Regions from separate parts of the Homo sapiens genome. Here region 2 is linked to region 1. The links are chromatin loops, found by intact Hi-C in ENCODE. Cell type or tissue: A673. All regions are shown on one strand. Links, peaks and the distances in the headings refer to the core of each region. The heading gives the core; the rest is flanking DNA. Region 1 overlaps LINC02552 (long intergenic non-protein coding RNA 2552). Region 2 has its middle 90 kb from the start of PDGFD.

What was found. Peaks named below come from ENCODE experiments on the same cell type or tissue, not always from the same donor. Only the 100,000 strongest peaks of a DNase experiment are listed, where the experiment ranks them.
Region 2: a loop joins it to region 1, with 2.2 times the contacts of the local background. A loop is called at or near these places in 2 of 110 quality-filtered maps.

Annotation. Positions count from the first base shown.
Region 1 is chr11:104,579,190-104,584,581 of GRCh38, reverse strand. All of the region lies in intron 1 of LINC02552 (long intergenic non-protein coding RNA 2552), which reads left to right. Among named protein-coding and RNA genes, the nearest start is that of LINC02552, 27 kb to the left of the region's middle. In A673, for the core only: no CTCF peak of the experiment used is centred there; DNase peaks (open chromatin) are centred at 561 and 3,141.
Region 2 is chr11:104,251,466-104,256,857 of GRCh38, reverse strand. It overlaps the pseudogene RNA5SP348. Among named protein-coding and RNA genes, the nearest start is that of PDGFD, 90 kb to the right of the region's middle. In A673, for the core only: a CTCF peak has its summit at 2,293 (motif pointing left); a DNase peak (open chromatin) is centred at 2,287.

The DNA of each region.
Region 1 (5,392 bases), core at 333-5,332:
CAGGAATAAATGTGTAAGGGGCCAGGCTGAATGTCAGTGCTCACCCTGGCATTGTTACCAGAGGAAGAGATCCGAGTTACCCTGAGTTACCTGTGGTGTATCTATAGCAAATTCAGTCCTTGCCTCCCCAGAAGAAATAATTCGACTGGAGGGCATAAAGCAGAATAAGAGACCAAGGCAAGTTTCAGAGCAAGAGTGGAAGTTTATTTAAAAAGGCTTTAGAAAAGGAAAGAAAGGAAAATTTGCTTGGAAGAGACCAAGCAGGAACCTGAAGTTCCAAGGGAGAAAAGACAGCAACAAGAAAGGGCTTGATCCTATGACTTTATGAGCTCCCCTCTTTCCTATGATTCTTCCCGTAGGGTGTGCCGCCGCATGCGCAGACCCCTCCTTACCCTTGGGAAGTGAGCACGCTCAGTGTGTTTAGGAAGTTGTACACATGCCCATCTGAGGCTTTTTTCCTTTTTCTGTTGGAGTGTACCCGTAAGATTGTACTTCGCCATTTTTGTTTCTTAATGTGCATACCCAGGGAGTTGCTTTCTCCCTGGGATCTGCATTTAGTTAACACTTTAATGTTAAACAGATGTGGAACATCAGGAAATCGCCTCTGCCTGGAGCCGGCTGCCAATTTATCACTTTTAGAGGGGCAATGCAGTAATTGCCGAATCATTGCCAGACATTTCTAGTGGGTGGGGGACAGCCCTCTCCTGCCCTGCTCATGCCTAACTACCTGTAACAGCATCATGGAAGACCTATCTTATACCCTAACTTCATGGAAATCTGTCTGGCCTGGATGTTTGTATGCTGTTTACACACATCTATGACCCATTTAGCGGATGTTAGTCTTGTGTACTGGCACATTTCTCCTATAGAAAAGCTAGACTTCCTAGACTACCTACTATGTATCCCCTTTCCTAATTTTCTGTCTCTCCTCATACAACCTTCCTACTTTCTTCCTCAACTGCTCTCTTTCCTTCTTCCTTCTCCCTCTATCTTTTTCTTTCTTTTTATCTTTCTTTTGCGTGCTCCATATGCCCACTTCTCAAAATCACCAGTTTATTTAAGGAAGGGGAAAGAGCCAAGAGTCAAACTAGGAATCGTGTTAGAAAAGTGGGATGGAAGGAAAATTCAAGATCATCTATTTCAATATCCTACCATACATATGGACCCTCTCTGAAACTAAAACATTTTCACATAGCTTTTATTGGAACATCTAGACATGAGAACCTCACTACTTCAGAGTCAGCTTGTTCTATTCATGGTGGGTTACAGTTGGTAGAAAAATTTCTTCTTGTGAGCTGAAATCTGTCACTCTCTAAATTTAGGCTAGTTAGCCCTATTGACTCAAGTTTATTTCTAATATATATTTTGTGGTATAGTATGGAAAGTTTGTCTTCTTCGAATTAGTTTTACTTGTCTATCAGTCATAAGTTTCCAAAACAAGCATTTTCTTTAACATTCTTACTGGAACCATTAGTTATTGCCCTTGAAAAATCAATGGGAATTTTGGTGCTGGAAGATTGAGTGGACTTAGACCTATTAAAATAAACTGAAATCTGTACCTACCAGAAAGTTTGGTTAACACTTAGGCATAGCCATTTCAGATAACAAAAGATAATATACATTCATTAGTAATATCTCCCAGGTACCTGTCTGATTTTGGGCTCCCTTTTGTAATTGATTCTGGGCTTGCACCTAGTGCCTTGCAGTTTTACAGAGTTTTTAGAGGAGCACCACATTGATTCTTTTTTCCAACCTGAAAAGCTAAGAAACATGCAATCGATCAAATTGAAAAGATAAAGAGAACCCTTGAAAACAGTAATTGCTTATCAAATATAAAGATGTCATTGTTGCTGTAATAGTTTCCAAACTCAAGAATCAGAGAGGATAGACTTTAATTTCCTTAGGGCTTTCACTACCCGTTAATGGAAGGTCAAATCTGTAATAGGTAGTCCCTCTGACTCATAGTCATAAGACTTCAGTATAAAGATAGGTTTTGCCATTGCATTAATCTATAACTTTGGACTAGTAACTTGACTCTTAAAACTCAATTTTCTTATCTAAAAAATAGTACTACTAACAAATAAGTAATATATGTAGAATATATATATATATAAAATCAGTAAAGGATTATATTGACTTTAGATAATATTTTTCTCCACTAGACTGTAAGCTTTTGAGGATAGACCTTTATATAACTTTTCTTTGTATCTCAGAGGACAACAGTCCTAAAACATAGAAGTAATTATTATTAAAATATTTATTATAAGTAATTATAAGTATTTAGCAAGTACTCACTAAAAGCTCATTGAAAAAAATGATAACTGCAATATTTTCTTTCACTCCTTATTTTGTGGGTAAGCAAGTTTCAGTAGGAGATAAAATAAACTATTTTGGGTCAAGTATTAGCACAAGGCTTGGAGAATTTTATTTGTGTTAACAAGATTATAAATCACCTTACATGAGGTAATGTCAGATACCTATTTAAAAATATATCATCTTAAATGGATATTTCTTCAAGTAAAGTAGATTCTCCCTGAGTTTCCACAATATTAAGGAAAAGAGAAAATGTTCAACCAGTATTTGTTGAATAAATGAATATATGCCTAGGATCCTCAAACCAAGAAAACATCAAATATTTCCTTTAATTTTAATGAAGTTATGTTTTAAAGTTTATTGTTAGTCTATGGATTTCAAAAAAAAAACAATTAGAATGGATGTCTCATATAGCTGAACAATATGTTCTGTGGATCATCAGATTTTTGAGATGTTGAAATCTGATACAGGTCTTTGACATGGCAACCACAAGACACTTAAATATTTTACAGAAAAAAAAAAACTAAGGATTTAGTCATCATTAACAAAACAAATATATCTAATACAAATGTAATGTCAACCTGCATCTCTCTAAAATGAACTGCTGTACATATAAATGTAGAAACTGTCTCTTTAAACTTTTACCTCGGAGCTACTTGAGATGTAAAAAATTACCAGTAAACAGAATCACTTTCAGAATAGTTGTTTTCAGCCTGATAAAATATGTTCATTCAACAACAAAATGTCTTCCTTTGTAAGTCACCAATTCCTAGAGTCATTGCCTATTCTGTTTCACAGTAAGACACGGAAATATGTTCACAGAAGGCTATTGTTACTGCAGCCTCCTGCAGATGTCTGTAATTAGGGTTAAATGGGTGACCCATGCTTACTTGGAAGTAGAAAATAATTTAAGAAGGAGGTAGCATTTGAATTGAGAATTAAAGGAAGGATCAAGTGTAGGCACCCAGAATAGGGACAAGGCATTTAGGCAGTGGGGAAAGCATGAATAAAAACTTGGAAAAGAAAAATTCATTATGAATAGAAAACAGGGAATATGAGATGGAAACTTAGGGGAAATTAGATAAGAAGATAGGTTGGGGTAAAGTTATGGAAGACCATGAATATCCAGCCAAGAAACATGAACACACAGTTACTTGGGCAGTGAAATGTCGTTGAAGTACAACATTTAAAATGTCCGAAGTAGAATTTAAAATTTCTACAACGTGATTACAAGAATTTTTCTAGTGCTGAATATAGTCATTTTCTAAGCCAGATGTTTCTTTTTTAAAATTAGTATTGTTTTTAAAAATTCAGATAACCAGTATGACTATTAACAGCATTTTATCTCTTTAATTTTAAATATGTGGATAAATGTTCATGCATATGTAAAATATTTCAGATAAAAAAGGGTATAAAGTCAGATACCTGCCTATGATTATTATTAGGAAACACTTGCCTAGTTATACAATGTGTCACATTCATTGAGCTTTCAGAGTTTTAGAGATGATCACACATCCAAGCCAATTGTCTTGTTTTAAGTAATATTTTGCTTATGATCTAACACACAATTGACACTTATATAACATGCAATTCAACAAGCATCCCTTTTTAGTATCCAAATTTAATTTGAAGATGTCATTTGTCTCTGAACATTCTTTGGAAACACAATGTCTATTCATTTTCATTAGCATGTTGTTACATATAATTTGAGCTCTCCTTTACAGCTTATAATTTCCTTCTTTTCTTATGAAATCTCTTCCTTTAAGGATACAAAATTGTTTTGTTTCCCATATTATCTGTCTCATAGAAAAGTGACTGAAATCACTTCTTGTCAACTCATACATGCAATTTACTCAGTAACAGTTAAACTATTCTTGAGCGCAGACATAGCCAGTGTCAGCATTTTTCCCAACTTGCATATTTTTGCTTCAAGGTACGTGTTCTGTCTCCTGGTCCTAAATTGGGATAACTGTTATGACGGCATTTTCCACGATACTAATTAGAACATTCCAATGGTGATACAGGGTAAGAGTTAAATCTTAGTAGTGGCACAAAACAGCACTCAGTCCCTTAAAGTACCAGTTTCTCTTTTCTGAACATTTATCTCCTGGAAAGCATTTATTTTGTTTATTACCTTAGAATTAGAATTTGGGTTTTTATCGTAAGAAATTTTCATTGCTTGATGGTGCAATGTCCAATGAAGAATGGAGGAAAGCCTTCTAAAAGTATGCAGACAGTATGTGCTTTCTGAAACAGAACTGAAGAAAATGCTGTTGTTGCCATGCTGCTATCACAATATGCCACCTGTCAGGAGCATTATGATGGTCTTTACTGGCAGCATTGGGGCAGAGTGAGACAGTAGAATAGAAGAAATGCAGACCAGACTGTCATGAAAACAGTCCTAACCTCAAATCTGTTTGCTCAGGATGTTTGTGTACTTGGGCTATTTCCTTCCTTAATTCCAGTTTTTAATCTCTAAAATTAGATTTATAAAATCTGGTCCCCCAACTTGACAGACTTCTATCAGATCAAACTACTTAAAACTTGTAAAATGCAATTCAACTGCATAGCATTGTTATTCCATATTCCTGTATGTACTCTTAAAATGACTGAGAAAGAGGCTGAAATTGGCTTCCACACATAAGAAGGCAATTTAAGAAAAGGCTGCAAGTAAATAGTAGTAAGGGGTCTATTTTCATCTCAGAGACTTCAATTAAATTGGATTCTTGACTTATAATACAACAAACATGCTTCCATCTTGCCCTTATCATTCTTCAAATATCTAGAAAGCAACTTTTTTTATATTTCACAATCAAACTTAAATCCATATTACCTGGTGGCCTAGTGTAATGAAAATGACCATGGATTTTATGTGAGTTTTATCATAGGTATAAAATAAAGGGATTTGGCTCAATAAATGATTTTTATAAGCATCATAACTAATAGTGAGATGATAGCATGTACTAGAAAGATCACTCATCTTGGGGTCAGAGGTTATGGAGCTAGCTTTTTCATTGCAGAGTAATGTAATGAGCCATTATGTGTTACTTAAAATTCTTTGGTTCTTCTTGTTCTTATC
Region 2 (5,392 bases), core at 238-5,237, 330 kb after region 1:
TATTGGTATTTTTTTAATTTGTCACTTGTTTTTGTTTGACTTTCTTCAATCTACAAATAACTTTTCATAAATTGCCTCATCTTCATTTAGTGTAAAGGATATAGGAGTGGAGTCATGAAGAACTGTGTTTTAATATCTTCTTCCCCACCTAGTGGTTGTGTGAATAAGTTGAGATGAGAAAATCCTCCGTAAAGTGGAGCACCCAGATCAAATTCAGGTTTCATGGATCTTCATACAGTTCTGATTCCATCCCACCCCAATGCTACATCTCACTCCCTCTCCCTACTGCAGAGTCTATCACAGAAGCATGCAATACAATAGAAACCCACCGGAATTTAAAGTGAAAACAAAAATTGATTTCAATGTTGGAAAGCAGATACCTTAAATGAAGCTCTGTAAACATCCCTTTGCAGTTAGACAGGCTTGAGAACTTGGGATATGCTACTAGATAGTTTGTATAGTCTCCTTGTCCCATTTAAAATTCATTTTAAAATATATTTAAATATGAATATTGTTCAACCAAGACTACACTTTCTACACAGAGTCCTATCCCATTCCCATCTCCCGCTCACTCTGGTTTACACCCAACCTCCTTTAGCCATTTAAATTATCTGCAATGCCGCCAAAACTCCGTATAGGTTTTTAATCTTTGGTCTGTGTCTATATTTAAGGAAAAGAAAAAAATCAAGAAGAGTTCCAGAATACTAATTAAGTAAAATAAAATCTTCAATTAGTTAAAAAGAGAGAAATAAACAAGAATCACAGTTTCAAATAATTTTTCCATTCCTTAGAAGACAAAATTTGAGAACTCAAAAATATTAGTGTTCAAGCCTCAGTGGCCCCTTGTTCATAAAGAACTTTCTTTCTTCCTCATTTATACTCTAATAATGCTTTGTATGTCTCTTTAAGAGGAAAAAATATCACCTAACCTCTGAGCTTCAGTTTCCTTATCTATAAGTAATTTTAGTAATTTTACCTACCTTACTGGATTTTCAAGACTAAAGGAGATATGTAAATAAAATGCTTAGCATAATGGCTGACACATACTTGAAGGAGTTGTGTATTACTTAAAAGTCTACTTTTCTTGCTTTTCCAATAGACAACAAACTCCTTGAGCACAAAGTCTTTTTTATGAGCTTGTTATACTGCTCAGTACCTAGCACTGTCTCTTGCACATAATATGTTCTCCATGAACAGTTTTTTATTTATTAATTAACTCGTGGGGATGAGGAGGAAATAATACGTCAGAAATATGTAGAGAGTTTCTGAAAATTCATAGGCTAATTCCCAACCCCAGATATGATGGTTCAGTCAGTCTGGGTTAAAATTTGGACACATTTGTTAATGCAGATATTCCTCAGATGATAATTACAACTATCATTGTTTGAGAACTATTGGTCTAAGTCAACTGGTCTGATTCTCAAGCAAAACCATCTTTGATTCTAATCCATATATCTCTACTTCTTACCTCATTCCGTTCGTTTTTGGGTCTTTATACCATACCTCACTCTTAATTGGATTCTGCATGCAATGATCAAATAACCTGCTGTTCATTTACATTTGGATTATTGTTTGCACAGATTACACATTGGTGTATCACCTTTTGGATTGTTCTCTGCATGTTGGGTCCAATGATATATTTTTTTTATCTATAGTGTAGCATCCCTACCATAGTAAGTGCTCTTGGGGATGTAACTAATTACTTCTCACATTACTCCCTGGCAACACAACAAAATAACTTATGCCTAAGGATACATCCATGAGGCACACTTCTCCAAGAACAGCCAAGAGCATATTCTATTAAATCTCATTGAATATCAGAGATTAAAATTACTTTTTAAAAACTTATTGATGATTCCATGTAACCTAATTATTTCCTAAGAGTATTAACCAAGAGATAGAAGTTAAACAATGTTTAATATAAAGAAATATTTACAATATAAGTGAATTACCTACTGGGGTGGGGGGAATAGCATTCAGAACTCTGAAGAACAGGAAAGCAAGAAATAAAGGGAGCAGTCGCACCTCGAGGACCAAAGCAGAGTGTTCAATGAAGTCGCCAATCTGGAAGAGCCCAGACATTGTTGGAAAGGATGTAGGTGTAGGCCTTGGATGACAGGGACTTCTGTGGAGGTGCTGCGTGGTGGACCTCGCTGGAATCTATCCTCCCGGGTCTGAGAAGTCTTCCACTGGAAGGTGCCAGCCTGCCCTCCGGGAGTCAGCTAGTAATGAGCACACCCCAAACCAGGAAGAGCCCCTCTCTCCTCCAGTGTCCTTCCAGCGCCCTCTATTGGTGAAGCCGGACAATGAAGGGTGACTATGGAGCTGAGAGGCCTGGGCTGTTACTGATGCACTAAGCAACTGAAATTCCGAATGTACTTATGTACTTGCTTGAGATTAAAGACTGAGTTAGTGACAGAGCAGGGACAAAAACTGCTCCCAGTCCGAAAACCCTTTGCATTATATCATTGTGGTTAGATAATCCTGGAGTTGATTTTGAAGAAGAGAGGGGCTGGGAAACATTCCAGGAAGAGTGCCTCATATGTTCCAAGCTCTTACAATCTCAATATAGCCTTCATAATAGGTCTTATTCTTTTTTAACTCTTTGTTGTTGTATAGACAATGCAATTGAAACTCAGAGAAGTGAAGTCACTTGATGGTCATATAGGAAATATGTGACAGTCAGGATTTGCTCTCTGGTCTGACCTCAAAGTTCATAATCTTTTGATTATACTGCATTACAGAAAAAAGTGCACTAGACTGTGATGGGAAAAAACATTGAATTTATGTTTTTAGTTGTGACAGATTACTTTTGCACTTTAGTCATCCAGTTCAAATGAGTTAATTAGTTTTTCAGGTCTCTGAATGAGAGAAAACAACATCGCAGTCCACAAAGGCATGGCAAAGCAGTGTTAAAAATGTGGAAGCACATCAAATACAAAATCCATAGAATTATATGAAGAAATAGGTTTTTCAGCAAGTGAAGTATCTTAGTTTATCATGAACCAAATTGTCTAATTTGCATCTGTGACTTTTTTAAAACATTATAGCTCGCAGTGAATAATTAATTGATTTTAAGTCAGTTTGGTTCAGTTGGAGGCTACTCTAACTTAGCATGAATATAAAAATATACACATTTTAAATAATACATTTGCAAGAAATAACTGGTTCCAAAAACCTCTACCTAGTATTGAATAATTCTGGCAAGATACTTTGATATTGTTTTTTATTGAGACAGAAATTATTTCCAACATAGGTAAAAGAAAGTTTATGTGTTATTGGTCAAAAGCTGCCATTGAACTTATTGCTCTAAGTATTTTTTCATAATTTAAAATTGATAATGTAGGCATTGGTTATTTCAGTAAAATGGGTTATCAAAGGCTTAGTTTGACTAGAAGGTTAAAAGGAGCTAAAATCTAGAACTTGCTGTTAGTCGTATACCAAATGCTAAGCACTCCTTTGCAAATGCAGGGACCAGGTAGTAACCATAGTTTCCATTGTAAAGCCTGGACATAGACTGACAGCATCAAAACTTATCATTTGTATCATCTGTGAAGACAGCACCATCACAAAACTAAACCACATGGGTTTCAAATTACTTCAGCAAGGCACATGGTAGTAGTGGATTGTGTATCTTAAACTATCTCTGAGATTTACTTTACACATACATGTAAAGGACCTTGGCCTATTAAATAAGACTATTTCTTAAAATAGAGTGACAGTCCCAATTCTCTTCAAATTTCTGAGTACTCAAATACAAGAAGACAAAAATACACTCATGCTTTAAGGTACTGAAGATGCCTAGAATCCCATCAAGCTCTCAGTGAGGACCAGCTCTCATTGATTTCTCTCTCTTTCTCTGAATTCTCAAACTAAAATTACAGTACTTAAATTATGCAATTTTATATTGCTTGCTACAATTTATTTTGTCTCACCCATGCATTCAAAATCAGAACATAAAAGATAAAATACTTTTTAGTCTGTATATCCCTACAACTGTCTTGAACCCAGAGAAGGCTCTCAATAAATATCAGTAATGTGTCGTTTGCCTCTTTTAGGGGATGAGAGTATATGTGTACTCACAGACTACAATTATAAGTCACTATATGTGTTCATTCATTTATTTTATAACTCATATTAATTTATGGCACCTGCCCTAATGGAGCTGTATGCTGACAGATTATGGTAAGTGTGATGAAAAAGTCGAAGTTTCCCATCCAAGTACTAACCAGGCCCAACCCTGCTTAGCTTCCGAGATCAAACGAGATCGGGTGCAAGCCCGCATCGCCAAGTCAATCCTAAGCCAAAAGAACAAAGCTGGAGGCATCACACTACCTGACTTCAAACTATACTACAAGGCTACAGTAACCAAAACAGCATGGTACTGGTACCAAAACAGAGATATAGATCAATGGAACAGAACAGAGCCCTCAGAAATAACGCCGCATATCTACAACTATCTGATCTTTGACAAACCTGAGAAAAACAAGCAATGCGGAAAGGATTCCCTATTTAATAAATGGTGCTGGGAAAACTGGCTAGCCATATGTAGAAAGCTGAAACTGGATCCCTTCCTTACACCTTATACAAAAATCAATTCAAGATGGATTAAAGACTTAAACGTTAGACCTAAAACCATAAAAACCCTAGAAGAAAACCTAGGCATTACCATTCAGGACATAGGCATGGGCAAGGACTTCATGTCTAAAACACCAAAAGCAATGGCAACAAAAGCCAAAATTGACAAATGGGATCTAATTCAACTAAATAGCTTCTGCACAGCAAAAGAAACTACCATCAGAGTGAACAGGCAACCCACAAAATGGGAGAAAATCTTCGCAACCTACTCATCTGACAAAGGGCTAATATCCAGAATCTACAATGAACTCAAACAAATTTACAAGAAAAAAACAAACAACCCCATCAAAAAGTGGGTGAAGGGCATGAACATACACTTCTCAAAAGAAGACATTTATGCAGCCAAAAAACACATGAAAAAATGCTCACCATCGCTGGCCATCAGAGAAATGCAAATCAAAACCACAATGAGATATCATCTCACACCAGTTAGAATGGCAATCATTAAAAAGTCAGGAAACAACAGGTGCTGGAGAGGATGTGGAGAAATAGGAACACTTTTACACTATTGGTGAGGCTGTAAACTAGTTCAACCATTGTGGAAGTCAGTGTGGCGATTCCTCAGGGATCTAGAACTAGAAATACCATTTGACCCAGCCATCCCATTACTGGGTATATACCCAAAGGACTATAAATCATGCTGCTATAAAGACACATGCACACGTATGTTTATTGTGGCACTATTCACAATAGCAAAGACTTGGAACCAACCCAAATGTCCAACAATGATAGACTGGATTAAGAAAATGTGGCA